2 separate regions of the Homo sapiens genome follow, and region 1 is linked to region 2. A link is a loop called in an ENCODE intact Hi-C map of the cell type or tissue named here. Cell type or tissue: Calu3. All regions are shown on one strand. Each heading gives the region's core, and the rest is flanking DNA. Links, peaks and the distances in the headings are about the cores only. Region 1 has its middle 96 kb from the start of MIR297. Region 2 has its middle 54 kb from the start of MIR297.

Region 1 (16,471 bases), core at 5,888-8,387, 150 kb after region 2:
GAAGGAAACAGTGCATAAAATTATGCATATGTAATACATGCTTAAACATTTTATTAAATACTTTTACAATGACAAAAAATGCTGTATATGACGTTCAATTCAAAAATTTCTGGAATGAATCTTAAGCCCAACTGTTACTAAAATATAGAGGACATTGCTTTTGAAAGTTTTTTTTAATAAATTGTTTGCTATTTATAATGTACATATTGGTAATTGTGACTAAAACCTTTTGGCTACCCAAGGTGGTGAGGTTTTTATATATAGTAGTCCCCCTTATTCATAAGGGATACATTCCAAAACCCCTAGTGGATATTTGAGATCACATATAGTAAACAATCATATGTGTACTATGTTTTTCCTATATATACATACCTATGGTGAAGTTTAATTTGTAAATTGGACACAGTATTCTTGCACTTTGAAGCCATTATTAAGTAAAATAAGGGTTATTTGGTCACAAGCACTGTGATACTGCAACAGTAGATTTGATAATAGAGCTGGTTAGTAAGTGACTGATGGGTAGGTAGCATATACAGTTTGGATACACTAGACAAAGGGTGGATTCACATCCTGAGGGGGACAGAGTGGAACAGAATGATGTGTAATTGTAAACTTATGAATTATTTGTTTCTGAAATTTTCCATTTAATATTTTCAAACTGACTGACCACAGGTAACAAATCACAGAAACTACAGGTAAAGGAAAGCTACTATAGTTTCATTTCAAGGGATAAGTTGGCATTGACTCATAGTGTCTCTAAATAAATGGAATAACCAATCCTGCAAATATGTAGTGCTATGATGCTATGCAACTTAAAAGGGTTAAAATATATAAACACACTAAATTTTGATTCTAGAATTCATTATATAAGTCTCTATGATAAATTTCCTTTCTACTTTAGCATTTTATTAATCCTATATATTACCTATTTTCAGAAACTTATTGCTAAAACATATTTCTAATACAAAGTCTTCCCTATACCAAGAAACACTACTTATCCTCATTTGTAAGTCCAGAATGCTTCCTTGGAGGAGTAGAGAAGCAAGGGCAAAGAATATCTATTGAGATAGCTCATCACCCACCAAATACCTCCATGCCATGCATATCTAATATAGTCTCATATAAATAGAGGGATAGATAACATACATAATAGAAATATTCTGAAAATTTTTGTTGACTTCTGCCTTAAGAATGCCTGATATTCATTTTAGTGTGCCATTATTTAAACATATGTATATAAAATATATAATCTAGAATGTTTTAATTAATACTTAATATCTAAATTATAGAGTCACTCTTTCAAAATCAACAGATATTTGGTGATGTGTTCATCTTTAAAGTACAAGTAATTTAATTTTACATGATAGAAAATGTAAGTTTTTTACTATTTTAATCATTTTTCATGTCTCTATGTAGACAAATATTCATTAGTAAATCCAAGTGTTTCTTAATCTTAAATGTTGAGAAAAAATATTGGCAAAAGAATCGTCATCTTACAAAAAACACACACAAAATGAGGATATGATTTGTGTAAATATTTCGCCATTTGGTAAGGCTAACTGTAATTTCTTGTAGCACATTTTTTTCTTCACAGTAATCCAGTGTTTGTGTATTTAACAAAGTAAAGCTGAGAGATTTTGTGTCTCATAAACTTCTTAGGAGAGTCTCTTGGCATCGTCATTTACCACTTGTCTTTTAGTCCTCCTTGGTTCATTTATTTGAAGATGAAAAACTCAAAATGTTATGACTTGCTGATGTTTTGCCTTCTCTGTTACTGTTCTTCCTTAAACATTAGAATAAAATGTTCAAGAATATTCATTGTAAGCATGTCCCTGAAGCTATTTCCCTAAGGCAATGTTGAGTTTCATATCATAGTGATGATTTTGATAAAAGGATTTGATACTATAAAGTGAATTTGTATAGGTCCGTCATCTGGCCATCCTGTGATGATAGCATTTATTTTCTCAAAATCTTGGCAGGTCTGCAAAAGAAGTCAATGAACTAAAGGTTAGACAAATGTGCATAGTATCACTGTATCAATACATAAGCAATTTCAAGTTTTTCCCTATATTAAATGAGAGTTGGGGTTAAAGTCATTTCTGAAACTTTTAATTTTCAGAATATTTTGTAAAAGTTTATTTTCATAAAACATTTATAACCCAAGCACAGTAATATTACTCTTAGAGTGGAGATCGGTAAAGGAACAAATGAGTTTAGAGAGAATTCTCTAATAACTAGCTAAAAAGTAAAAATTCTGTGAACCAACAATTTGTGATAGATTAAACTCAGCCTTAATCATGGCTTAGATCTCATCGAGATCCCTTACAAAAATACGGATAGCACTTCCCTTCATTTCCAGTGTTAGATAGTAGGCCATTGCTTGAGACCTGTATTTCTGCTTGGCCTAGTTTCTTCTCTACACCTACCACCAAAACTTTTGGAAAGAAGGCATGATGGAGGAGGAGATGGTTCTGTGTGAAGAGAAAGAATAGAAAAGCAATGAAAGAGGAAAACATAATGGCTTGACATATTAGAGAACTTTAAACATATATCTATTTATCATTTATCGCTATCCTACCATCTATCTATGCAGCTATCTATCGATCAATCATCTGTCTATCCATCTATCTAATCCATCTATCTATCTGTCAATTACATTTTAAAAGCTCTCTTTTAATTCTGCTTCAATTGGAATGATTCTGTCTCCTGTTAACAGATAGTGTTACAGGGCTTGTTGTAGTTACCACTTTCCAAATCCTTGTATGCAGGGGGAAAAAAAAAAAAAAAAAAGATGTGATGCATTCTAACCAAGCTCGGTTGCATTGAATATTGTGGTTTCTCCTAGTTGATCCTCACTTGGCTCACTTACCAATTTTTTCTCTAACTCATTTTCTGAAAACGCTTCCCAAGTAAGACATTTTAAGTTTATAGGCAGAATTGCAGTAATTTAGAAGCAGTTAAATTACCTAGACCTTTCTATTCCAGCCATTTTTTAAATCTAAAATTATTCTGCCAACATTTGTTTAAATATTGAGCCAATTGACATTAGTGAGTCTTGACTGTTAATTAAGAACAAATTTTCCCAGATACTGAATAGTTATGTAAATTGCATAGCAGATGTTTTTCCAGGAAAGATCCAAAGTTCAATATTCAAAATATCCATGGAAGTATTTTAGTTAAAATATTGAATATTTTGGAATAAAAACTGGTAATATATTTTTATCTTTTTAAATTAAGTTAATTTAAAAAACTTATTTTAAGTTCAGGGGTACATGTATAGTTTTGTTACACAGGTAAACTTGTGTCATGGAAGTTCGTTGTACAGATTATTTCATCACGCAGGTATTAAGCCTAGCACCCATTAGTGATTTTTCCTGATCCTCTCCCTCCTCCCACCCTCTACCCACCGATAGGTCACAGTGTGTGTTATTCCCCTCTATGTGTCCATGTGTTCTCATCATTTAGCTCCCACTTACAAGTGAGAACATGTGGTGTTTGGTTTTCAAAACAGGTAATATTTTTAGGAAGGAATTAAATCATGATATTTTACAAATCCCTTAGTTTACCACATATTTCTTTTGCTTCTTAAAGTAAATACATCATCACTGGGTCAAAAACTAGTGATTTATTACTAAGCATTAGAAATATTTATGGTAATTATTTTTGGTATGATGGAATTTTATATTTAATTTAGGAATAACATCCCCCTAAAAGTTTCTTAATTGAAATAGTCATACTCTTCTTGTTTCCTTCAAAATAAACATCAGTATTCATCAGATGATTGATATATTGATTAAAACATAAATAATACCACCATTTTTTCTTATGTAAAATGTATTTTCCTTGCATTGCTTGTACTAAATAGACAAGTAGAAGGCATATTTTTATGAATAAAAATGTCAAGTATTGTCTAGAAAAACCTATCATAATTGCTTATTTCAGTTGTCACTGATGCATCAGTTTCTTATTGCTTGTGCCACCAATCCAGAGATACACACAAATTTTAATGTACCTTTAACATAGCGTATATTGCTGTTAGAGAATGGTTTGGAACAAAATCCAAGAGTTTTGATGTGACATAGAGCGACTGGTACTAAAATGACCACTAAAATACCTTCTTCTCTTATTAAAGGCTGCATTACCACTTTTTGAAGTTGGTTCTTAGCTAGAGACATGTAGAAAGAAGCACACTTAATGACATGATTAATTTTGCACAATTTAATGAAGGAGGTAGTTCAAGGCTGTTGGAAATAGTTTTTCTGAAACATAAGTACTCTTACTTTAAAAATGCCGTGTTTATTTTTTAAGGTATTAAAATTTACTTGAAAATGTTTCTATACCTTTCAATGAGTTCAATTTCAGACATATATATTACATAATTTAAAACTACAGGAAATTATTTTGTTTTGTAAACAGTAAATATATCTTTTTAAATATTTTTATTTAACAAGGGAACCAGTTATTATGTGAGACTAGTATTTTGTAGAAAAATCATGATGTTATCAAATTAAATAAAATTCTTTATGTCTTTAGAGCTGCTCATTTAAAAAGATTTCTTTGTCAAAATGCCAAAGAATAAATAATCTCTCTATCAAATTACTTTGGTAGTTTTGAGCTGACACCCAGAGTACCCAGGCTTTGCGGTCTCTGGCAGAAGGGCATGTAGTTATAAACTTGCAGGTCCTGGGAATTTTTTTCATGTACATGAACCCACCTCAGGAAATTCAGGATTCCCAGAAATGAAGATCTCAGGGGACCCCAGGATCTTTAATATTAATTGTGAGCATTCTTGAATAATATACTGTACAAAGCAGCCATTTGCAAATTTATACTAAAACAGAGTGAAATCAAGACAAACCAAAATAGTCTGTGCCCCTTAATAAGTTGCTCATCTTTAAAATGAGCACTAAACTGTGTTTCTCATGCAATATAACCAGACAAATTACTCATCTTTCAAAAAAAGCAAATCCTTATTAATGCATCAGTCAACATTTTTTAAAATGAAATTTGTCATCTAAATTCAAGCACTTCCCAAATAATCAAGATGTATCAATACTCTACATGTGTATGCCTAGGTATTAGGTTAAGAAACAAATATATTTAAAGGCTACAGTTGATTTATGTACCTAAAATGTAATTGTTTTATTATTGTGAAACTAAAATAAAATTTCATTTAAGATGCCATATATTATACATGATTTGTAGAGTTTGTGATTTCTTAAATATGTAGTGCTTATTTTTGAATTTAGTGACACACACTTGTATGGAATGCTGGGATTGTGATGGAATGTTGAGATAGGGTGGGATTGAAATAAAGGAAACTACTCCAAAAGAGTGGTAAGAAAGATTTAGAATGTTACGAATTGTTTTCAGGCTTTGAAGTGTGCTACCTTTAATACATGTGTTTGTCTTATATTGTCTTTCTAGTGTATTATACTTTAACTCAGTGGTTACTGCCAAATCCATCTCTCCTTGATTTAGTTGTAATAAGAAACTTGTTTTCTTTTCTCCCTTTTACATTTTCCCCCTTTCTGCACAACTTTGCTTTATTCTTTAACTCCTCCTCCCCAAATCCAAATGAAGTGTCACAATTTAGACTTCAAAGCAATTTTTTAAGTTTCGTAACTCACTTGAAAGAAGGGGTAACTCTCTTCTATGCCCTGTACGATTTTGTCTTCTAAATAAAATGCTTTGGCAATTTAAATTTATTTCAAAAATGCGGGTGGAAAATTGATTTAAAATACTTTAAAATTAATGGTGCATTAAAAGTTCACTTTATTCTAGTTTATCTAGAATGGTTTAGGGGCCCTATATAAAACTTGGGGCTGTGTTCAAAGTTTGTTATAAAAATAAAGCACTAAAAGTTTTTGGACTGATTTCAGAAATCTAACAAGGTTCTTAAGGTTCTTATCAGGATACTTTTTAAAGAATGAATAATCATTTTATAGGGTAAAATCTGAGATAATGTGGGTAAACTCTTGGAAAGCACGGTTTGTGTACACATTTTATTGCCCGACTGCCTAGTTCCACTATTAGGCAGGCAGGAAGCCATCAATACAAGCTTCTGGAATTGCATTGAGTTGGAGACTGAGGGTAGTTGAGAAAGCCAAATAATGTGAATGGGTATCAATCACTGCAAAAATTCTCACGTCTTACGATATGTTTTTGTTGTATTAAAGAAATGTTAGAGAATCTAAAGTTGGAAACTTATTTGCTATTCATTTTTCAGTAAAATGTTAATTTTCATTTAGCAATCCTCAAGAGATTGTCGTTAACAGTTAATGCATCAAAGGCAATGCTTGTCTTGACAATAAACCAAGAGGATATTTATTATGAATTTGTATGTTTTCATCTTTATTCCCTTTACCTCATGTGTTGTTTTCTTTTCTTTAAAAATGTAAAAAAGATGGAATACTTACTGAAGACAAAGCTTTCTACAAGCTTTATTTTTTTTTATTTTTTTTTATTTACACTAACCACCCTGATTGATAAGGATGTCTCTTTAGTGGTTTGGAACACAGATCTATGATCTTAAAAACAAGAACAACAACAACAACAACAACAAAAAACCCAAAGATGTTATTTTTGTAAATAATCCATTATAATTTAACATTTTCTAAGAGCAAATCTCTAAACATATCAGTTACAACATCATTGGAAAAAAACCTAAAATTCTATTTTGCCTGTATAATGAATTGTCTAGCAAAATGCCTTGTACACAGTAAGAATTTAGTAAGTTTGTAATAGTAAGAAGAATGTAATTACTTCATACAAGAAAATTAAGTTTGTGATAATTGATCCACTACAAAGCTTGAAAGTAGACATTTCATATATTCTATCAGTGGACGTGCTTTAAAACAATATACACTTAAACATCTATGAACCATTTTTAAGTTTCTAAAATAAAGGAAATCCAGCTAGCTTGTTAAGTGTCTTATTCTAGGTTAAAGTTGACTCTTTAGGTGTGTGTAGGGGTGTGTGTGTCTGTGTGTATATATGTATGTACACATTTTATATATACACATGTAGATATACAGTATATATGCTCTTTCTTTACACACACAGAGACACATACACACATGAATATAAAGTAAGTCATATTTTCTGATTCATGTGGTCGTTCCAAGGATGCTTTATTTTCTTCATATCTGATTGATCTCCCATTGGCAGTGTCTCCCAGCACTTGAGCTCTAAGTTTTTCTGCCCCCATAGCTTCTTTGTCAAGTAGTTAATGATCTGTCAACAAACACTTAAATAGGGAACTCCCTATTTCCATGAAACCATCTGTGAATTCTTTTGTGATATGAATAATCACATTCTAATTTATCTGTTTTTCAAGTTATCTAACTTTCTTAAAAAGAGGCTGTCTGGTGATATTATTTTAGAATATGAAATTTTTAAAAATTGATCTCTCAGGTACTCCTGGTCTTAAGCAAGAAATATGTAATTAATGGCTAAATGGAATCCTCAGTTAGGACCATAAATATCAAGGCCAATAAAGAAATTCAAAGCTAGAATCTGCTTAATATGCAGTAATCTATAGCAACTCTTATAACTCATGATAATTTGTTTTGAAGATACAGAAAAATGGGTAATACTCTGTTTCTTAGTAAAATAAAGTCAGTATTATTTGAGAATTTCTTATTCTCCATGTCTCTGTATTTATAAAAATGCACTTATTTTAAAAAATATTGTATATCGGAAACCTAAATATATGTATTCAGTGTGATTTATCCCACCATTAAATTTTAGAGGGGAAAATAATCATCAGTCAGGCTTACAAAAGCTTTTATAAAGACCAGTGTTTAGAGTTACTGTGGCTTTGAAATACCTCAAGTGGTTTCTATGGAAACATGAAAGTCAAGCAGAGAGATAATTTTAGATAATATTTAATATATCATCTACTTCCTCAATAATAAAAATAGAAACCTAAACTTTTCAGGTTGTTATAATTTTCCCCCCCAAAATGCTGCATTCTTAAACCCTTTGAAATATGTAGATGAAAACATGGATTAAAATTACTATGTACAGTATCTGTGAAGAAAAGAGACCACCTCTTATTTCTTCACCTATATATAGACAGTTTTGTTCAGGGGCTGTGTATATCTGAAATCTCAAATAACCTGGCAGCACTCTGTAGTAAAACTTGGAGGAAAAAATTCAGAATTTCTTAAAATATTAAATTACTTATTAGTAAATAAAAGCATGTAATTTTATATGGCTTCTGATCAAAGTTAATTTTATTTATGTGTATTTGATTTTGGGGGGAAGAAACTTGCTTATAGAATATAGTTTCTTGCTCTATGAGAGTAAAATAAGTTATGTTAACTAATATCTAACAATGTCTCATTTTATTTGAATAAAAATATCTATTTTAGAGCACAGAAATGCCTAAAATAGACACAAAAAATGTCTATTTTGATGCACAGAAAATCCATGTCGTTTGACATGGCCACATGGGGCTGTAAGATTTAAGTTTTTTTACGAGAGCTTCCATTAAAAGCTTGAATATATATCTTAAAATGAGATGACTTCGTATTTTATATGGACATTTGTATAGTTTGTGGAAATTTCCTGGAAAAACTAAAATCTCCAGTTTTTATTTTTTAGAGCCTTGTAATATCTTAAAAAGTGAAATTGGTCAAAGCATGTTTAAACTAGCATATTGTAGTTTGGTTTACAATTTGAAAGCAAATGCTCTTATTAAACATCCAATTGTCTTTCTTAAAATAGCATGAAAATACTTTATGTAGGAAATTTAAGATATACTTAAAGCTGAAGCATTATTTTAGTGATGTTTGGTTTTGTCTCATCTTTTTTTGTGCATCATAGGTTTTATAAGCAAGTGTTTACATTTCAGATATGATATCAGAAACTTGCACTCCTAGTTGTGTAATTTATCAAGGGTGTCTACAAGTATCTGATAAATCATATTTGGTTGGAGGTAATCTGCTGTAATCGCAATACAGAAATCAAGGGGGAAAATGGTCCCAGCAATGAATTATTCTTTCTTTCATTCTTGTTACCTTGAGTCCACCAGTTTTTCTCAAATCCCCTGATTAAGATCACCTGCCCCCCATTTTGCCCCATTCAAAAATATGTCTTTTAACTAAAAATACAGAAAAATATCAAGTAAACAAAATACATCAATAATTTTGGTTCTAGAACTGTAAAAGTTGTTTTTTAAAAATGGTTAAATGGTAGGATTATGAATAAGACACGAATCCACAACTGTCAATTTCCTGTTGTAAAATGTACAAGAGGGCCAAAGGTTTAGAATATTGCTTATTATTCTAGCCTTGGAATTCTTAGTATTATAATAAGATTGGTAATGCTTTCCTTTCCTTATTTCAGTGCATAATAAATTTAATGTTTTCGAAAGTGAATATTTATTTAGGGATAAAATAAAGACTGTGCTTTATGGTTACAGTTTGCATGCTCCTCTGTAAAGAATATAGTGGCTGTCTTCTGTTAGTATAGCTAGTTTTAAATTCAAAAAGTCTATCAAGTTTTTAAAGAAAATGTTAATATATTACACATGGCATATTGTGTTAAAAAGTCTTTCTATGATATTCAAAATGTTTCAGAAACAATGACAAGGTCAGTGTTGCTAGAAAATCAGTGTTTTACTAGAATGCAATGGTTTTAATGGAAATAATAACAACTCACACATTTTAAGGCTTAAAACTGAACTCCTTGATTGTGTTTAGCATATTGGAAGTTACAAGGAGCTCCTATTTTGTAGTTGCTGTAGATTAGATCGGTAAATGAAAATGTCTTTCTGATTTCCTAGAAACACTTTGTTTCTATTTTTTGTGAACATAGATACTTTGGGGACCCGGCCTTGTTATCTCATGACTGTTTTCCAGGCTGTGTTATCATGATGAATGGGTAATTACAGTACAGGGCACCCACACAGGCCACTGCATATGAGACCCTTCATTTAGGACGTTTTTACTTTATAGAGAGATTCTTTATAAGTTATGAAGCTCTTGGGTTAAATTAAATTTCATTTTGTCATACCTAATGTGTTTATTTTCTCTTGTGAAGAAAAAGTCTTCAAACTTCATATGATTTCTTAAATTCAAAAAACACAAGAAGCACAATTCCAATTTCATGAGAATGTATTATTTCTTAGTATCATACATTCATAGATGATAGACTACTTTAATGTGTGTGTTAGCAGTGCTTTGACTTGTTTAAAAATGCCATCATTTAATAATATGAATTTTTCTTGCTAAGAATAAAAATTGACTACACAATATGATAATATTTGTTTCTGATCCAACACACAAAATGAAAGCTTTGCTTATTTATTTGATTAAAATGCAAAAGTGCAAGTACGTTTAGGTTTGTGTTGTATAGAATAGAACTTATTTTATCAATCACTTTCATAACCTTTAAAGAGCCTTAAATAGTACATATGAAAAACACATTCATATCAGGTTCCCCTTGAGGATTTTTTCTTTGGTTTAAGAAAATTTTATTAAAAATCGGCATTGCAAATAACATTTTTCATAACTATATGTAGACCTGTTAAAATTTTTATTAAAACTGGAGTTCGGCCTGTTCTTTTTCATCATTCTATCAGATATTAAACTCCTGCAGCAGCTGTAGGAAATAGAGAAAGGGATTTTCAAAGGGATTTGAGTCTCCCTGTCTCTGTGCCTTTAGTGATCATATTATCATAACTATCACACATAACAAAGCTCTAAATCTGTAATTCAGATAAAGTAGTCAGGACTCTGAAATACAAAAATCCAAACATATGCCGTAACATTTTTTTGCAATGCTGGCTCCTTTAACGTGGATTTTGTAAACTTGGAGAGGTATTCAAGAGCTTTTGTATACGAACACAAACTAAACAACATTGTTAGTGGTATGTTTCACAGAGATTTAATTAGAGGTGTTTTTATACATCCAAGCAGTTCCATTAAAAGACCATGCCTGCATGCTCTAGCAAATTATGATCAAACCTCTAAAGGTTAAAAAGAATGAAATCAGAAGCTTGTTTTGAAGCAAGGTCTACATGAATCTATGTCTAATCCTGCAACAGTCTGAGTTCTTTCTCAAGAGAGCAACATTCCTTAAATGCAGTGCTAAGGGTGGTAAGTGTGACCACATAATTTTTTTATGAATTAAATTAAAAATGAGGGTAATAAAATTGTAAATGGGCTGAAATCCAACTGAAAATTACACAAGAAAGAGTTACACAATGAGTTTTTTCTTCACATTTACAGGACAAATTTATAACTTAATGTCTACATGAAAAGAATATTTGTGCTGTAAAAAGTTGGTAAAACTCTAATCAGAATGTCCAACCAGTTTGTAAATGAGCAGCTGTATGTATATATTTATTGTAACAGTGCCTTCTACTGGTCACACATTATCTATGATGTCAGTGAAATTACTGAAAAGTAATGAAAACTTGTGTTTATCCTAAATTATTCTTGGGTATTTTTATTGCCTTGGCAAAAGTATTTCTGTGAATCACAACTTACATACATAAAAAATATAGTGTGTTAGAGATTAACACATTTGATTTCTGTTGTACTTTAGCAGTAATAGGACCTGTTAAAAAGTTTCTCCTAAAAAGAAAAGCATTTCCTACATACTGCAACTTAAAATGGGGAATATTTCCACCTGTTTATTTTATTGTCTTTCCGATTTTGAAATTGATCTTTTACTTACCAGCATTTTTCTTTTTAGCTTTTCAGTCACACTGTGTCTAATTAAAATGAGTAGATTTCTTACATATTATCAATATCTATAAAATGTGAGAATCATGAAATTTATTTGTAACTTGAGAAATGCAGCAGAATTTGAAATATAACTTAACTAACAAAATATTTAACAATATTTAGTGAGAATGATTTAAGGTTTGTCTAACTATCTAGGTATAACAAAGATGGTTGATTTTAAATTTGCTTAGGAAAAGAATCAAATAATTAAAAAGAGAAGCATGTATAATCATGAAGAAAAGCTGCATTTTTCAGCAAAATATTGACATCAAGTATTTCATTTTCTTAATATATAATAAAGATACCACTGAAATCTCTTTATGAATCTATATGATTTCAGTTTTAATTTTAAATAATATTTAATAAAGTACTTAGATGATTATGAAATAATTGTTTTTCAAAAAAAGCATGTTCCAATTAATTTTATGTAGATATGGTTTACACTGAATGGGCTATCTTGCTGAAATAACATTTTTAAGAAATTCTGAACATGAAATTTTTACTATCTGCAATAAAAAATCTGTGCTGTGGAAAAAATATTTTACTTTTGTTTAAGTCAATAAATATTGCTTTTATTGCCTGAGGCAACATTTTAAAAAACTTTATTATATGCAAATTACAACCTGAATATCTGATAAAATTCATTCTATTTAGTTAGAAATAATTACCTCAATCGAGGCAATCTGTTTATGTTAGAAATAATGTAAATCAGAAGGAATCCTCATGATTGCCCTTATCACAGATCATTGCACGTGTGTGCTCACTAGTGCTTATTAGACTAAAATCAGAGAACTTTCCTGAGGAATACATCACGTCAGGAGCAAATTGTTTCGATGCTCAATTCAAAATTTGGAATCACCTACATGACCATAACATTCAATGGAGAAAACGCAATATTTTAATTTCCCCAAAACTCTTTATTTTAAACAATTGTTTTCTCTAGGAATGAAATGCCATCATTACAAGTCTATCTTAACATTCATGGAGAAAAGATAAGGATTAGGAACACAAGGTACAGTCAGTATTTTTTGAATAGTGTTCCAGTGAGATTTCAATCAGTGCTGAAAAGCATATTTCTTAATGGGGGAAAAAGCTAGAAAAACAGTTGTCAGAGATGAAAGGGTGCTGTTTCAGGTTTGTACACCAACAACTTCATTCCTTCCTGTGTGAGAAAATCCCTCTATTACTTTATAACAATGGCATCCGTTTTGTTTACCTTGCGGCATCCATAACAAGGATAGAGGTGTTCCTCATTAAATTTTGTTGTTTGGAATGAAGTACATAGATCTTTACAAACAAGTGTCTGGTTGCTATTTATCCATGTGTGACTATTTCCATATTATGTGTGTACATTTACACTTGCATAGATGCATCCATGAATAATGAGCCGTGGAAATATGTGCGCAAGGACATAGAAAGAGACAATACATGACAGTGGGCAGTTAATGCACTTTCATTTCCATGAGTTAGGGATAATTGCATAATTCATGAATGGCAGAGAAAAGTCACAAGTGTGAATTGCATATGGGCAACTTAATATATGTCACTACCATGCTAGTTAAAGGATGTGTTTAAACTTGCATCACTAGTAGTTTGGAATCAAATCATTTTAAGTGGCACATCAAGAGGAATTAAAAATCTACTGAAAACAATGTAATTGTTTCCTAATAAGGATAGGATATTTACAATAAGCACATTTTGTTTTTGCTTAATTTGCCTGCAAACTGAGTTTTTGTATCTTGTGTTAAAAATGATTCATTCATATTTTATTTTATGCCAGGTCTTCGTATAAACAAAATTGTGTTCTCATTTTTTTGGAAGTTACATTGTGACATCTTCTAAGTTATTGAATTCACTGAAGACATACAGATCATATTCATACTATGTCTAACACAGACATTGTAATGATGATGTGTATTTCATAAAGAATAGTGATCTTTGCTAGAACTTCAGAATTTTCAACAGTTTTTGAGATATATAATAAATATAATTTTCTATGCATTATTTTTCTTGGTTGGAAGATTTAAACCATAGTACTCAGTAATTAAATATTCATTGAGAACTACTTCCTAGTATTATTTAAATAGTACATTCAAATGAAGTAGTTAAGATGTTCCATGAGAAGAGCAACAGATTAGTAATTTTAAAAGATTTCAGATTCAAAAGTGTTGTCTTGTGGAATAATAACACAGCATTGTTATGGGGTGGGGGTGGCTGCTTGCATATTTACACACTTCTACATATAGTGTATGAGTGCTAAATTTATGTGCCAGTTGATGGATCTAAAATTGTCCCAGAGAGTTACAAATTTTCATAATGATTCTGAGGAGTTAAATTTAACCTAATGCTTTATAATTAAACTCCAATATGCAAGGAGATTTCAATGCCCTGCTCCATCAGCTCCTTGTCTGAGCAACTTCATGAACACAAATTCTTTCAGTTGTTCAGATCATTTCACCTCGCTTCTACCGCAAACGGTGTGTCACTGTATACCTGGGAGGAAGCAAAAACATTTGCTTTACAGCTGTTTTTTCAGAAACATATTTCAAAGACAAAAATGTTTGGTATGTAAAAACCAAACGGACTTCTAATATCCATTATAGTTAATGAAATAGTATATTTCCTCATGTGGGAAGAAAATTACTTTAGATTCAAACCTATGTTAACTTACTTTACACAGTTGTGAAATGTCCTAATATAAAGTATTAAAAGCAGAATATTTTTAATACAATGAACACAATACTGTGCCATTTATGAAATATAGCACAGAATTTCTGTCTCTGCCATTAAAATGCCTACAATTTGTGAACGTCGTAAAGCATACATTTTTCCTCCTATTAACTGGAACAGACTAATTGCACATTTTGAGGGTGGTTGTTGGGAGATTCCATAGGCGATATTATAGTCATTCATGGGCATCAGGCAGGTATTTAACAGTTTGGTTCAGGTTGTCTAGGACAACAAGAATGTTGTTATGCTGCATCTCCAAGCTGCTGGGATGAAATCAGTTGTGACAAAGCAGTGAAGATTAAATTTGTAACAGATACAACACCTTTGAAATACTAGCTTATGATTTCACAGTGGCATTATAAGTCTTACTGCAGTATTTAAGCAGTTAGAAAGAATGCTGGTTATTAGCAGCTGAAATTTGTAAAATAGGATTTTATTGTCTTTAAATAGCCATGGCAGCAGTTTGTATTATCCTAGTACAACATTTTTGTTACTATGTATTAGAGTTGGTGAGTATTTTTCATGCTCCTCTTTTTCCAGGTAAATTCTTTTATCTATCTTTTAAATCCTATGTTAAACAAACATAGAAACGTATACATATGTATTAATATAAACATCTCTATTATGTATTTTAAAATTTAATGCCATTTTGTATGTAAAAGACCAAAGGAAGAAACTTTCTACTTTATTTCTCCCAAATAACATTATAATGATCAGATATCAAATATTCCAGGCCTCACAGAATACTATGTACAAGGCAACTTAAATATATAATACCATAAAGCTGAACTATTCTCTTAATAATCTTGAAAGGACAGCATTAGCTATACGCAAAGCAATTATGCTCTGTTACTAAATCTGATCACATCTAAATTTCCTGTCTTATCATATGTCAGAAAGAGCCTGGCTCCTAAAAATAATGTCTAGAAATCTTGAGGTACGTAATAAACTGCTTCTTGATGGGGAATGTGATCTCCACAGATGTAATATGAGGGAAACATCTAAGGTTCAGGCATACAAATTTGAATACCAAAATTTTATGTAAGTTACTTAATATTGAACTTGTGTTATATCACTTTGTTTTAATGACTACGGAGACTTCAATGGGTTAACTTTGGATGAGGGTCAGGTTTTATATGTTTATATTTTCTTAGCCTTGGTCAGGAGAAGTGGCTTTGCTTGCCCTTGTGCAGTGCCGGAGTGGTAGGGTTTCACTCCGTTTGAAAACCTAGCACATCCCAAGAGGTTACCTTGGTGTAGATTTCTTTCTTTCTGTATTAAATCGCTCATTGTCGCAAAGTGACTAGTGCTGCTGGGCTTTGAAAAGAACTTCTAAGAGGTTAAAAAAAGCTTCTGTATGAAAGGATTTTTTACTTCTGCGGACAGAATACAGTTTGCAGCTGTCTGACTTGCGACAGTGATATGGATCTGATTGTATACAGTATAGCAGGAGCCGTGGATGCAGCTGGAATGGAGGTTATAAATTTTAAAAGCGATGCAGATTTTTGCCATTAATTGGCTGCTAATAAAAGCAAACTCAATGGCTTCTAACTGTGGGAGACTGTGGTTCTGTATCTGATATCAGGAATTCATACACATTACACAGTTTTAGGGATTCAGACCACGACTAATTGAAATACGAGGCATACTGATCAAATTTAGCATTACCAGCATGCACTATGGTTTGGGACTGTATGGCGACAAGGTAGCATTTATTACTTATTCTCCATAACGCTGCTTGATTGAAATATCTAGCTATGTTGTCAGCAGAGGCCCAGCTGGGCTTTAGTACAGCTAATTAAGTCATTAAAAGAGAGGTCAAGCAATCTAACTCTTGCATACTAAAGAACAAAAAAGTCTTTTATTATATTTTTTAATATGTTAAGATTTGAATTTTTAAAGAAATTTCTATTTAATAATAAATGCATTTACTGGTGTATTTATTGAAGTCTTAATTTAAATATATAGAAGTAAGAAATTATGAACTTGTCAATATACAA
Region 2 (16,471 bases), core at 9,291-11,790:
AATAAAAAGAGCTTAGGCTTTGGGGTGCAGCAGCTCTGACTTTGGATCCTGGCTCTCCACTGACCAGCTTTGTGACTTTGGACATGTTACTTAACCTCTCTGACGCCAAGTTTTATTTGTAAAAATGGAGATAATACCCAGATTACAGAATTATTTTGGGAATTAGGGATGATTATAAAAGTACACAGGGATGATTAGTAAAGTACACAGTGTTTGGCACTTAATAATCGGTAGCTGTTATTATTGATATTACTGTTTGATTGCAAAGCTGAAAAGGCCTCAGAAATCACAATCAGATGGCTCATGTGAGATCATGATGGGGTCCTCTCTTCTGAAAACACATGCTACTTAAGTCTGTGAGAGGAATTATGGATGAATTGTCACAGATTAAACTTTATGAGGTAGCTCTCGTTGGTGCGTGATGGTTTGCACTTTGCTATTCTTCCTTTTCGCATGAGAGAATCTCATCTCTGGAATGAAATTTACCTGGATTTATCACAAGAGCACATGCTTCGAGTTTGATTTGGATGCGATCACCTGTTACCCTGAAATGAAAACTTCTTTTTCTTGTTTTGGGAGAATCTCCCTGGCTTAATTGAAGAAGTTTCCCCTCAAAGATTCATTCAGATTCACTCAGATCAGAGGGTAATCTTCTAATTTAAAAGCCAATTTATGACGAAAATCCTAATGCAAAGAGGCAAACGTGTCTACTAGAGTTGGGCACAATAGATTTGTGTAGTTGTAACATTTTTTGCTACTTTTTTTCCCCAAGCAATCTCAAAAACAACAACAAAAAAGTATGTTAACAAGACTAGTTGAAATTAATACTCTGCTATTAGAGTGTACGCGGACCGGCTCACTCCCTTCTTTTCCACCGTGCTGCACGCTGCAGTTCCTAGAAGACACGACACGCTCCTTCCTTAACGAATTCCATCCCTGAAATCAGTGACGATTGGCATCAGGCCAGGTCGACTTCTTTTGGACTCCTTACAAGACCTTGTTCGTATTTTGTTTTTATTAGTTCTTACTATTCTAATTTCTCTCACTGTCGCATTTTTCATTGGTTTAAGCTCTCAGCAGTCTTGCTTTCTTGCCAACTTAAAAACAAACAAATAAAACCAAGTTAGCACTGGGGCGGGTTTCCCCCAACTCACAGCACTAATTGTATAATCACCACTCAAAAGTCAACAGACTAAGTCCAATTTGTTTTTAAACACGGGCAACTCTTGAGCCTTTGCATTTGGAAATGTCTTTCTGCCCATTTGTTGGATTTAGAATAATAAACTGCCTATGTAAATGAGAGGGTGCCAGCCTTCAGCAGCCCACACCCTCAAACTGCCACTCGACGATTCAAACATACAGTTCTTGAGGAAAAGCCTGTTGTGAAAGTTAATGGTTATAAAAAGCACTTATTTACATCTGTTTTAGTGTAGCCTTGAAGAGTGCAATTAATTAAGAAGTTTCTGGTGTGGTAAGAATAATCATACAGCAGGAATGCAAACACGTGATTTCCAAAGAGAATTTTATTCCATATGGTATTTTTCCCCTAACTAAGAATTAATTGCAACTTTAAAGAAGGTTTGATTGTGTCTATGAAAAACATTTTAACTACTGAGGAATTCTAAATGACTTCAATTTAAAATTTTCTTTTTTTACATTGTTAGAGTCAAGAAATAAGTGCTTTCATCAAGCTCTGAGTTACAGAATTTATTAGAGTAAAGGGAAGAGGATAACCTTCAGATGTCTTCTGTGGTGAAATGTTGAAGTTAAAAATTTTAAATGTTTGCAGACTAAAGACATCCTCGGCTGTGAGGCCTAAAAGAATAAACAAAATGTGACATGTTTTATTTTGTTACTTAACCCTTGTATAAAAAAGCACAACAAAAAATGTATATAAATCATATTTTTATTTCTTTCTGAAAACACGGACATGGATTTTTGGTGATGATCTTCTATGTAGTGGCATCATGCCATAGGTTAAAGAGTGGTTAGTGTGTATGCAAATAGCTTTATTTTGGTATGGCAGTTTCTTAAAGCAGAAAGTTTTAAAGGTATACAACATAAATTCTGTGAAGATATGTTCTTCTCCTTCTGTTGCAATATGCTACGCATTCCAGTATTTTGCTGTAGCCCAGCAATGAACAATGCAAAGAGATGAAGAGGGGAAAAACAAAAACATGGCAGCTGAAAGCAAGACTGGTGGAGAAAGGATGCTCGTTGCTGCCTAGGCACAGAAAGAGAATGTGACATCCTAGAGGAGGGAAAAAGAATAAAAACAACTTGGATACAGGCAGAGAACCTATTTCTATCAAATGCAGTTACAACAGTTGCTGAGAAGAAAATTTCAATCAATAACAAAGAGCTCTTATCACATGCAACTTTAATTTGATTGGCATGACATTTCCATTATATGCTAATGAATTACAGATGATGAGAACGGCTGTTGCCTTCTGAGTGCAATTGAACATTCATCAATCAGTTACTTAAATGCCAGACTGTCTGAAATATTAAAGGAAGTTGTTGCTATTTTGGAGATGAAAGTAAACAAACTGGAAATCTTGAATTAATTGAGAAAAGGATACACGTTGATAAGTAGGATTTGGCAAGTTATTACTTCTCTGAGTGGATGTCAGTGCAGGTATCTTATTCTCAGTGGAATAAGTGTGTCCCTGCAAAGCTAACTGAAAAACAAATTCTCTTAAGTGAATCCTGTTTTTCTGTTGACTAGCATTATACAATTATTGACTATTACTCTGGGGAAAAAAAGGCTGATCCTAGAATGTAATAAGATCACTCTCAAGTATGCAACATTTTTGACAATTCAAGTTTAAAGGAAAATAACTATCCACTAAAATATTAACAATAATCCTCAAAATAGCAGGAACATTGAAATTATCACAATTGAGTAACAGTACTAAATAAAGTTGTTGCAAAAGAAAAATGCAAAAGAAAAAACACATGATATAAAATTACTAAATTTTCATCCTTTCCCCATCAAAAAAATCCAAAATGTTTGGAGCTTTAGAATTTTAATTAAGGTTTTCATCAGTCTCAAGCCACCTAAAGATGTCTAAGTTTATTTTTTCATCATCCTTTCCACTTCCCTTTTACTTGTCCTTAGCATTTTACTCTAGATGGTTTTCCTATTAATTTAAAAAATAGTTATGCTGCTTTACATGTGAGGAAATGGAACATTCAGCTAAGTGCTAAAATATCTAATCTTTGCAAAACACGAATTTTGTTCTGCTTTCTGCAGAGACATGGTCAGCTGGGGTATTTAGGTAATGGCAAAGATGATCAATTTGCAAACTTTTTGTGCTATAAAAATTGATTTGTTACCACTACCTCACACCAATTAGGATGGCTGCTATTAAAAAAGCCAGAATGTAACAAGTGTTGGCAAAGATGTAGAGAAATTGGAACCCTTGTGCACTGTTGGTAAGAAAGTAACATGCCAGCTTCTGTGGAAAACAGCACGATAGTTTCTCAAAAATTAAAAATAGGATTACCATAATCATAATTATCTAGCAATTCTACCTCTGCATATGTATCCCACATAATTGAAGAGATATTTATATACCCATGCTCATAGTCTTAAAATATGCTAGTTTTGGTGGAAAACTTGAGTTAAAATTTCTTAAATATTGAAACGTCTTGTCAAAACTTTCCAAGCTATTAACTTTTCCCTTCCTGAAGTCTTATTCATATCCAGCCAAAATGTGGAGGCAACCCAAGTGTCCACTGACTGGTGAGTGGATAAACAAAATGTGGTCTATACATACAACAAACTATTATCCAGTCTTTCAAAGGAGGGAATTCTGACACATCATCAGCATGGATAATCCTTGAGGACATTATGCTAAGTGAAATAAGCCAGTCACAAAGGACAAATACTGTAGGATTCCATTTATATGAGGAACTAGAATAGACAAATTTACAAAGACAGAAAGTAAAATGATGGTTGCCAGGGGCTAGAGTGAGGAGGGAATGGGAATTACTGTTTTATGGGTCTGAAGTTTCTATCTGGAAAGATGAAAGATGTTCTGGAGATGGATGGTGGTGGTAGTTACACAGCAATGTGAATGTACTTAGTGCTCCTGAACTGTATATTTAAAATAATCAAGATGGTAAATGTTATGTGATATGTAATTAATTAATTCACAATTAATAATGAAATTTTAAAAGTTGTAAAAAATGGATTTGTTGCCAAATGACTAGATTTACGAATTAAAGCAATGTCTGCTATACTAATTAGGATGTATTACTGAATCAACACAGTTTTTTGAGAATTATTAGACTTTTCTGCAACGTACATAGAGAGAAAATGTCAAATAGATTTGGCTGCCTCTGTTCGAACAAGCAGAGGTGGCACTAAATGTTCCAAATTCTATTCATATGAGGGCACTTCTTCTTAAAACACATAACTTTATTTCTTTGTAGCTCTCTTAGTAAATTCTCCAGAGAGTAAGAGCAAAAGCTGGGGGTGTTTGAGGAATAGCCAGGGGTCTGAGTGACTGGAGAAACATGAAGAAGGTGGGGCAGAGGGAGGAGGTTAGTTCAGATGAAGTCAGAGAGCCAACTAGGGACCATGGCTTTTTCCTTGCACAGGATGGGGAAACCATGGCAGGGTTTTGAATAGAAGAGTATTGTGGGGTTTTTTTTGTTTGTTTTTTTTGAGACAGAGTCTCACTTACTCTGTTGCCCTGTGCAGTGGTGCAATCTCAGCTCACTGCAACGTTGGCCTCCCAGGTTCAAGAGATTCTCCTGCCTCAGCCTCCCGAGTAGCTGGGATTACAGGCATGCAACACCACACCCTGGATAATTTTTGAATTTTTAGTAGAGGCGGGGGTTTCACTGTGTTGGCCAGGCTGGTCTCAAACTCCTGACCTCAAGTGATCTGCCCGCCTCTGCCTCCCAAAGTCCTGGGATTACAGGTGTGAGCCACTGCACCCGGCCATGTGATTTGATATATGTTTAAAAAGTACACAAACTGTGTACTACAAGGGAGATGAAATGGAAGTGCAGAAATGGAATTCTAGAGGTGAGAGATTACTTTCACCTGGGGGAATCCTGGAAACAAAAATCTGAGGCTGAGCTACAGAGGAGAAAGAAATGTATTCCTTTTCACATTTGAGTATGCTTGAGAATCTCTAAACAGCACAACTGCACCAAGAATTCTCTTGCATTATTACTCTGTACTATTAATTTGTTTGTTGATAGCAGCAAATGAGCTTTCACTTACTGAGTCCTGTGTGAGCCCAGACTATTTCAGCACTTAAGAGTCCTTCAATGACTACCTCAGAGGTGGATCTCAGGGTGTCTGGGGCTCCTATGCACATATGTTTCTTGTTGTTTACAAAGCTCTTTGGACTTAATCTGAATGAGAGTTGCCCTAAAAAGCTGGAGACAAATGATTAGCCATAAAGTTTTATTTTTCAACATTTAATTTTTAGAATAATTAATTTAATAACAGATTTTAGGGCATGTATTCCTTGCTACTTAGTGGTTTATGTCTCTTTTAGGAGAATACCTCATTATGTTCTCTATATTGTCACATAAGAGATGCTGGTTCTGCTTTTGATTCTAGGAGTCAGTTTAAGTGACCATAGATGATATACGTAGTGTATATCATCTAGGGCTGGAAGGTAATCAATTAACAAACGGTTTAAATTGCTTGGGCCTGAAGATTCTAGAGTTTCTGCAAGAACAAAATCAAGCCTGTCTTCTATATCCTTGAGAAAACCTTCTATATTTATAGTAGTGCTTTCCTCAAATTCAACCTGACTGTAAAAATGCATGATGATGTGCCAAATAAAGGAAGTGTGCGTGCACACACACACACACACAAAATTAGTAAGAATTAGTAACAACAAATTCTAAACACAAGCCTTGATATGCTAAAAACTATAATATGGTAAAAAAATAAAAATAAAAAAATCAAATGCTTTCAGCTTAAAATGCCCTGCCAAGGTTTTTTTCTTCAACCCAAAATGCTCACTTAAGTAATCTTCTACCACAAAGTTAAAGCTATACAGAGTAAACAGAAATAGAACTCAACTGTGCCCTTCCTTGGTATATTCAAATAACTTTCTTCAACACTTATGCAATTCTGTGAATTGGTAACGTCATTGAAAATATGCTAGTTTTGGTATAAGTTGAGTTAAAATGTCTCAAATATTGAAAAGTCTTGTCAAAAGTTTCCAAACTATTTTTTCTCTCCCTGAAGTCTTTATTTGGTGCAAATTCAGCATTTAAATATTTGTGCTAATTTAAGTTTTCATTACATTTTTTCTTTGGAAAAAAAATTTGGTTGAATGATTGACTAATTATAAAAGATATGGCCCAAATTAAAAATAACTGAAGTTTATGACATTGAAGGAAGATATGCTTTATCTCTGTACTCTAAATACAATTCTATTCTTTTTCCTGAAATTATATCTGTGAATTTCTGTATTCTTTCTATTTTGTTAAAAAATTTATTTGAAAAATGCTGAAAAACCCAAAATGCAAAAACTACTTAGAATTAAACAATTTAGGAAACAACACAGATGTACAAGTGAGAGCCATCCCTAGGCACTGCCCCTGCTTCACTAATTCTACAACAGAGTGGTAACCCAGTTAACCTATGTTTTTCAATTTTCATGTGTTTATAGGCAGTCCTATGTATACATATCTACCAAACAACTGACTCTGCTATTCATTGGTCCTGTAATTTAACTTCGTTTTTCTTTATATCTATGGCTAGCTTTCTATCTATCTAATTCTATCTTTCTATCTAATTCTACCTCAGATGTCACAGTCTGGAGGTCTGCTGGGGAAAGGGACTACACATAAATTTTGCTTGGTTTGAGCCATTTAATGTGTTTGAAAAAATGGAATTTGCATCCCTTTTGATGACAGGCCTTCTGATTCCTATTAATTTCACTCAACTCTTTATTATCATATCTGCTTAGTGATCTGAAGCATTTATATTTGCGGCTTCCAAATAATATTCCATTATATTGTTATAGTCTCATTTATTTAGCCCCTCCTCATATTGGAACTTGAAGTGGCTCTTCCTCCCCACCTTTTTTTTTATTATTAAAAACAATGCTGTCCTGATCATTCTTAAGTACCTACTCTATGTTATTTCTTTGGTATAAATTTTTGAAAGTGGGGTTGCTCAGTTGTAGAATATTACATATTTAAAACTTTTATAGACAGTGCAAATTACTCTAAAACACAAAATTACCATTTATACTTCCAGGAATAGTATATAGGAGTTAAATTTTCTTATACCCTTTACCAATAGGTTGTATCGACTTGTTAAATTTTTTTCATTCTGAATAGCGATAAAATTATTATGGCTTTAAAAAGTATTTTTTAAACTATTGATGAAATTGACCTTTTCATATGTTTATTGCTATATGTATATATATATGTATATATATAGTCTGTGAATTTCACAATCCTATGCTATGACTGTTTTTCATATGGATAATCTGTCTGAAATGTAAAATATTAATCTTTGCTTTAAATGTTGAAGATAACTTTTTTTAGTTTTTGGATGTCTTTTAACTTTGTTCTTTTACCTTTTGACATATAGGAATTTAAGATTTGTATTTAATTAAATTTCTTATGTGTCGCTTTAAAAACTTCTTTGTCTTAGTAAGTTTGAGGGGCAATTTATCAATTTGTACTCTTATACAGTGTTGGTGGGAATGTAAGGAATAGTACACATAAGCAATGGTAAAATTTGGCAAAAAAATCCCATATATACACACACACACACACACACACACACACACACACACACACACATGCATATATGGCATAGCACAAGAATGTGCAATTCACAGAATATATATTATATAGCAACAAAATATGGAAAGAGGTCAATTATTATATATGTGTAGAAATACACACAGCACTGTTTAACACAGCTTTAAGTGTAAGAACAAAGCCCATAAGATGTTCATTTCTTCAATATTTAGTAAATATATCAAACATTTTCTGTACACAAAGCACATTTGAAAGCTTGAAACTTAAAATCTAACTAGTTTCTAAAATACCTTAAAAAATACTGTGGCATGGAAGCTAGTGTTCTTTTGGAATTTTCATTTTCGATTTATATGTGTTTTCTGAAAACAACAGAACACATACAACACCTCTCCCTGCCGTATTGTTGTATTAAGCAATGTTGGGATTGATGTGAAGATTAAATCTTCATGTCTGCCTTTATCTGTCTCCTACTTTTACATGTTTGACCTGTGAATTGAACTGATTTTGTTTACTTCTATTCTTTTATCTCTTTTATTTGTGATAAATTTTCAATATTAATTTACCTAAAGGAGGTATCTTATTTGTAATTGAAATCTCAACCATAGCAGTAAGGTGTGGATTTATTCTGAGGATGATACAATGGCCTAAATTAATGTGGCAATGGATTCCAGCAGTTTTTCTGTTTTAAGTTTGAAAAACTTTGTAAGTCTTACTTCTTGATGATCAGAGAGGTTGTTGTGGGTTTTGTGTGGCACTTCTCTCCCTTAAGGGATCTGACTGATAGAATCGACGTTTAAAGAAAAGTACATGTGTGTGTATATACATATTATATATAATATAATATATATTATATGTTATATAGTATGTATTATATATAATATAATATATATGTTATATCGTATGTATTATATATAATATATATTATATGTTATATATATTATGTATTATATATATTATATACATGATAATAATTTGCAAGGAGTGTCAACATAATAAAGCTTTAGTGCAGCATCCTAGAGATATTTGCAGATTAACACCTTGTTTGCTAATTGTGTCAGTGCTCAACTTAAGTTGCAAAATATGAATGTAAAGAGTATGAGAGTCTTGCAGATGGGATTGTTAAAGCAAACATCTGCACATATGTTTCAGCTTCAGCTCATAGAAATAAGGCTTCTACTGTCTCTCCATATGGAAAATCATTGAAGAGAGCATATTTGTCCCCTCTCTTGCTGGCCCACTTTTCACTCCTATCTACTCCTATAACCAGAAAAATTATGTATATTATATATATTATATATTATATGAGATATATAATATGTATATATAATATGTTACATATTATAACATATAATATGTATATATAATATGTTATATATTATAATATATAATATGTATTATATATTATATAATATGTATTGTATATTATATGTATATATATACATATATATGTATTATATATTATATATAATATGTATTATATATAATATATAATATGTATTATATATACTATATGCATATGTATTATATGTATTATATATTATATATAATATGTATATACACACACATATATATAAAGCAGCTCTTTTGAGTATATGTTCAAGTGTGCTATACCTCTCCATCCAGTGCTCTCTTACAAATGCTGGATTTGGGACTTCCTGTCTTAACCTGGGATCCCACATTAGGGACTTCCTCTCTTGACCTGGGATCCGCACATTTCAGATTGCCTGTAGAGCTTTTCCAGCCTTTAAGACAAACTCTGAATCCATAAATTGAGCCAGTTGCTGGAAAGCTAAAATCCTATCTCTGTCAAAGTGGAGCAGAGAGACAAAGGTGAGTCCACAAAAACAGATTTTCTTACCTCAGAGTGATGTGAAGGACAAGGTGGCTCCAGTGTCTAAACTCTGGGAGTGAGAGAATAGCGAAGAACTGCCCCTGAATCCAGTAAGTTAAAGAAACGGCAGTGCTAGCCTGGTTCCTGCTTTTGAGGCACAGTAGCCCTGCCCATTATTAGCAAATGAACCCAGCTCTTGTCAATTGGATCAGGAACTCATTTTTCTGGGAGTAGATAGGAGTGAAAAGCAGGCCAGCAAGAGAGGGGACAAAAATGCTCTCTTCAATGATTTTCCATATGGAGAGACAGTAGAAGCCTTATTTCTATGAGCTGAAGCTAAAACATATGTGGAGATGTTTGCTTTAACAATCCCATCTGCAAGACTCTCATACTCTTTACATTCATATTTTGCAACTTAAGTTGAGCACTGACACAATTAGCAAACAAGGTGTTAATCTGCAAATATCTCTAGGATGCTGCACTAAAGCTTTATTATGTTGACACTTACTCCTTCCAAATTATTTTTAATTACAGCAATAGTAAGAATGGACAATGGAAACCCTAACTGCATTGTTTTAGTTAATTAAACATGGGTCTCCCAGTTGTGTTTTTGTTACTTGTTGCATGCAGGTAACTATAGGTTAGATGCTTTGGGAACATAAATATGAATATGATGGACTGTAGCTACAGAAAGATCATAATACAATACAATTATTGAGCATGAAGCTTTGAAATTATACTGCCTGAGTTTGGGTATTTGTTGTCCCACTTAATGTCTCTACACTTCAGTTTCTTTAGCTATAAAATGGGGACGATAATAAGGTTATATAAAGATTAAATTAGATAGTATATATAAAGCATTTGGCATAGTGCCTGGAACTTGGTAAGTATTCAAAAAATGTTTGTTACTATGGTAATGACGACTGTACTATGACTGCTACCACTATCGGATAGTGGATGAATTACTCAACATTGACTTCCAAATCACCCTTCTGAGGAATAGAGCCGTAAATGTTACCTACGGTAAAAGTTGTCATGTGACTCTACTGTCCTGCCCACAATTGATTGAACTGGCAGTTGGTACCTACAACCAATGATTCTGAGTTATCGTGTTGACATACTTTTGAATAGTAGAACTTTTGCCAACCTCAGAGAGACTGAAGTCTATTCACAGTTATAGCACCAGTGACTGGCTCACCTTGGGCACCATGTGGCTGGGTAATTATTTGTGATACTCATTCCACCTTTGTGCTCATGAGTCACGGTTCCAGTACTGAACTGAAACTAGTCTATGTCTTCCTCACAGTCACCTACACCCAGAATATCCCATAGCCTACCCATGCAGTTTAGTGATTTAACCCACAGGCATTGCCTTAATAATATGTTTTGCAGTTGTGCCTGCAGACTTGAGAGTGACTGACCATCACAGGGGGGATTATTTGCCTTCTATTTGAGAGCTGCCACTTCCTCTAGGAAAGTCATGTATTACAATGGATCCCAGTGCTTGTGTATGTGCACATGGGATGGAATGGGAATGAATGTGTCAGAATTACCTTCACTCCCAACAAGACATCCTGAAAATACCACGTGGGTAAGCCAGTGATTTATTCCATTATGACTTTTATATTTCCCCTTATTAAGGTTCAAGATTATTCGTAACATGGGAAGTATAATTGCACAGACAGGTAGAGATTTTGGAGTCTTTATTGTTTAGTATATAGCTAGGCCACTGAAATATCGAGATCCTATAAGAGTGTGGCTTAAAAGAACAAAGCTGGAGGCATCACGCTACCTGACTTCAAACTATACTACAAGGCTACAGTAACCAAAACAGCATGGTGCTGGTACCAAAACAGAGATATAGACCAATGGAACAGAACAGAGCCCTCAGAAATAATACCACACATCTACAACCATCTGCTCTTTGACAAACCTGACAAGAACAAGAAATAGGGAAAGGATTCCCTATTTAATAAATGGTGCTGGAAAAACTGGCTAGCCATATGTAGAAAGCTGAAACTGGATCCATTCCTTACACTTTATACAAAAATTAATTCAAGATGGATTAAAGACTTAAATGTTAGACCTAAAACCATAAAAACCCTAGAAGAAAACCTAGGCATTACCATTCAGGACATAGGCATGGGCAAGGACTTCGTGTCTAAAACACCAAAAGCAATGGCAACAAAAGCCAAAATTGACAAATGGGATCTAATTAAACTAAAGAGCTTCTGCACAGCAAAAGAAACTACCATCAGAGTGAACAGGCAACCTACAGAATGGGAGAAAATGTTTGCAATCTACTCATCTGACAAAGGGCTAATATCCAGAATCTACAAAGAATTCAAACAAATTTACAAGAAAAAAACAACCGCATCAAAAAGTGGGTGAAGGATATGAACAGACACTTCTCAAAAGAAGACATTTATACAGCCAAAAGACACATGAAAAAATGCTCATCATCACTGGCCATCAGAGAAATGCAAATCAAAACCACAATGAGATATCATCTCATACCAGTTAGAATGGCGATCATCAAAAAGTCAGGAAACAACAGGTGCTGGAGAGGATGTGGAGAAACAGGAACACTTTTACACTGTTGGTGGGACTGTAAACTAGTTCAACCATTGTGGAAGCTGGTGTGGCGATTCCTCAAGGAACTAGAACTAGAAATACCATTTGACCCACAAATCCCATTACTGGGTATATACCCAAAGGATTATAAAACATGCTGCTATAAAGACACATGCACACGTATGTTTATTGCAGCACTATTCACAATAGCAAAGACTTGGAACCAACCCAAATGTCCATCAATGATAGACTGGATTAACAAAATATGGCACATATACACCATGGAATACTATGCAGCCATAAAAAGGATGAGTTCATGTCCTTTGTAGGGACATGGATGAAGCTGGAAACCATCATTCTCAGCATACTATTGCAAGGACTAAAAACCAAACACTGCATATTCTCACTCATAGGTGGGAATTGAACAATGAGAACACTTGGACATGGGAAGGGGAACATCACACACCAGGGCCTGTCATGGAGTCGGGGGAGGGGGAGGGATACATTAGGAGATATACCTAATGTTAAATGACGAGTTAATGGGTGCAGCACACCAACATGGTGCATGTATACATATGTAACAAACCTGCATGTTGTGCACATGTACCCTAGAACTTAAAGTGTAATTAAAAGAAAAAAAAAGACTGTGGCTTAAAAATAAGGAATTTTATTTCTTTTTCACATTAGAGTTCCAACATGACAGGGAAACCATGTTCTTTATGTACATTTAAGGACTCAGTTTTGCTCAAAGTCATTTTTCTGACATACCCTAGGGAACTGTCATCATCTGCATGGTCTATGCTGGGTCACCACCATGTCTGTGTTCAGGCTCGTGGAAGGAGGAATAAGAAAGTGAAAATGGCAAGCTTGATGCTAGGAGGGAAGCTTATAGGCCAGTCCCAGAAGTGGCAAAGACCACTTCCCTTCAGTTCCACTGGTGGGGACCTAGTTCATGGCTGCTCTTCAATGGAGAGAGACTGAGAATTGTAGGTACTCTAACTGCACAGCCATGTGTCCTAGATGAAGAGGAGAAGGGGTTTTTGGAGGGTAACCTCCAGTCTCACCACAGAGGCCTTGTTGAGAAACATGAGATGTACAACTGTATTATCAAACATTAACTGTGACCAGGAGACACTAAGAAAATACCTATTCTCACTGAGTTTTTGGGAAAAAGCTTGTGATTTCCAAAGATTATAACTTTATACTCAATTAATATACTTACATATACACATATTCATAAATATATTTTGAATAAATTCTCAGAGATGATATTGCAAGACATACACTGTAAATGTGGGACATGATGTGACACACTATAACAGTTGCTGTACTATAAGGACTTTAGATTTATGATTTGGGATACCTGAGATTTAGTGCTGTCACTGCCATTAAATGGGTAACTTTGTCCAATGTGTTTAACATTTCTGGGTCTCACTGCCCAAGATATCTTAAGTTTTAACAGTACAGTCCTGTCCTGTTGATTCTACCTCTATAATAGATCTTAACAGCATCCATTCTTCTGGTCATAATTCCTTCCAGAGTTTATAATCCAACTTCTTTTCCTTCTCTAGCCCCACTGAGGTTATTCCTCCCAGATTGATCCCACTGATGTTCTTCCAGTCCCTAGACCTCTCTAAACGCTTCTTGCTCATGACCTCTGCATCTGGTAGTCTCTCTGACTGCCCCTTGGTCTTCTCTCTTTTGTGTGGCCATTTCCTTCTCATCCTTCAGGTCTCAGCTTTGATGTCTCTTCTTTAGAGGAACTTCTCCTACCACTCTGTCTAAAGTTTTTTAGTTTATCTCAAACTCAGTTTATTTCTTCAACCATACTTGGTATTGTCTTTTGTATCTATTTATTTGTTTTCTTTCTGTTCCCCTCATTGCACTATTAACTTCACTGAACTATTAAGGTAATGGGATATATCTGTATTTTTCATCCTTTTAATCCTATCACCTGGCACAGTGCCCTGCACCTAGCTGGTGCTCAGTAAATATATGTTGAATAAATTAATACAGGAATTTAGAAATGTGTGGTCTAAATAGGTAAGTACATTATTTAATGTAATTAAAAAATTCATACTTCTTCAAAATTTTATGGAAAAACTTAAAAAAATCAGCGAACCTTATTTTGAAACAAATATTTCATAATATGAATTTCTCTCTATTAATTGTGTTTCTTTTTAATTTTAGATTTACTATCCTATCTATCTTTAAATGTTCTTTGATTTGAATACTTCTGCAATCCAGTTAAGATGGAAGGTTTGGGGGAGAGAACTCACTATACTTAGGCTATCATTTTGTTTTGTATAATTTTAATCATGACAGTCTTTATCAAATCCATGTCTATTTAAATATTTATTTTCTTTTGCATATGTTGGGATGGAATATGTTGTTTTAATTAGCGGCACCGCTTTCTTGTTGCTAAATGTATTGCTCTGGCATTTGACCAAAAGCAAAACAGAATCAACACAGTGTAATCTATGGAAAGGGAACTGAATCTCACTGCACATAGTATTTCATCAGCTGTAGGTTAAGGGATAGTCTATCCAGTAAAGAATGTATATAGCAACTATACCTCTATACTCCATGACAGTCAGAGCTGCCATTTCTGGTTCTCAGAAGAAACTTTTTTATTTGACTTGGATCAGCCTACAGCTAGATGACAATAACATAAAATAAAGTTGAAGAAAAAAACAGTTGTTAAATAAATCCATTACTTTAACGAGCTCTCCTTCTGTATGTTTTATAAGGGGAATATCAAACTTTTTAGACTCTAATGAGAGTTTATCACATAAATGTACACTGAATAAAAAGAATCATGCAGTTGTGTCAGAAAAAGTAGCAAAGGCCTTTTTATGAGAGCTGACTTGTAATATGTATATATGTTACTGGCTAATTTGATTATGGTAAATCATCATTGTATTTTATTTATTAACTTATGATTTCACAGTTGCCGGCTGAGTTCCCTTTAACAAACTCCATATTTATTGAATTCCCTCTATGCACAAGGTATAATGGGCATTTATTTTTTCAGATAGGCAATCATCTTAGTCACATTATTGTGAAATATATGAGTACTATATAATTATCTTCAAAAGGAAATCCTGAATATTTAATATTAATATTTAATGTCATTAAAGTCAAATTTATCTCTATTGCCTGTCTTTTTTTTTTTTTCTAAAGCAGAGCAATTGAAAGCTGAAAGGTGAAAAGGAGTGGGAAAAGCTGGTTCACCATGGCTCAAACACAGCTCAAACTTTACCCAGCAATGAGCTTTCTATTGGCTTGACTTGGAAAATACAATTTATATGTGTCATGTAAAAGGGGAAATGATACATCAGAACTTTATTATAACACTATTCTCTCTAAAGTGTAATTTAGCACAAGATATGACTTGTAAAGGTTACCACTAAAACTCTATCAAAACATCATTGTTTTATATCTGTGAGATATAAAATATCCCTGAAATCAGGAAGCCTTCCCACAGATTTACAGATTAACTCTAAACTTTAGATCTTTTTTCTCTTTTTTAGTACATACATGCGTGTCACTAAAATGTCTGTATATAACATGTGAAATATTGTTACTCAAGAAATTTCTTAAGAGCAGGTTAATTTTATAAGACAATGGCCTTATGTTTCTACGTATAAAATATCTACAGGCCTTCTCTGCTAAAATCCCAGTTTTGTTTAGTTCCAAGTAATGTGATAGAAGGGTCTATTATAAAACTATTTGCAAATGTGGAAGCCGTAGATTTTACTATGGATTTAAGAAGGGAGCTTACTTTAAGATTTTCTGGCATAGGGTGTTTTTTTTTCCCTTAAAAAAAACCATATTTAGGAAAGTAAATAGGGAGACAAAGGCTAAGAAAACAAAAATTATTTAAGATTTTAGGCTGTACAAATAAAATTGTAGAAACAAAATTATTAAAAATAGCTTACTGACCAAATTCAGCTGAGATTTACAGCCACACCCCACATCATCATAGTATCATATTGGTAATTGTAACATTCTTTTCATATGAAAAAAAATCAAGCACGTGTAAAGTTATCCTAATTGAAAAACATTTCAGGACAATATGTTTATTACTTCTTATTCATGTACATTTTCAATTACAGCCCAAATTTATACACATGTTGCTTGCAAAATGCCATTTGGATATAATATGGTAAATTTTAAAAACCACAAAATCCTTAGCTTTATAACACATTCACAGTAAGTATAAACCTAAGCTATGGCTTAGTATGTACCACTGCTACCTCTGGGAAAAAAAAATAAAAGTGTTGGGGAATTTTTATGCAATGG

What was found. Hi-C counts contacts between places; a loop is a spot of excess contacts. Peaks named below come from ENCODE experiments on the same cell type or tissue, not always from the same donor. Only the 100,000 strongest peaks of a DNase experiment are listed, where the experiment ranks them.
Region 1: a loop joins it to region 2, with 2.1 times the contacts of the local background. A loop is called at or near these places in 2 of 110 quality-filtered maps.

Annotation. Positions count from the first base shown.
Region 1 is chr4:110,948,114-110,964,584 of GRCh38, forward strand. No RefSeq gene overlaps it. Among named protein-coding and RNA genes, the nearest start is that of MIR297, 96 kb to the left of the region's middle. In Calu3, for the core only: no CTCF peak of the experiment used is centred there; no DNase peak of the experiment used is centred there.
Region 2 is chr4:110,797,931-110,814,401 of GRCh38, forward strand. No RefSeq gene overlaps it. Among named protein-coding and RNA genes, the nearest start is that of MIR297, 54 kb to the right of the region's middle. In Calu3, for the core only: no CTCF peak of the experiment used is centred there; a DNase peak (open chromatin) is centred at 10,811.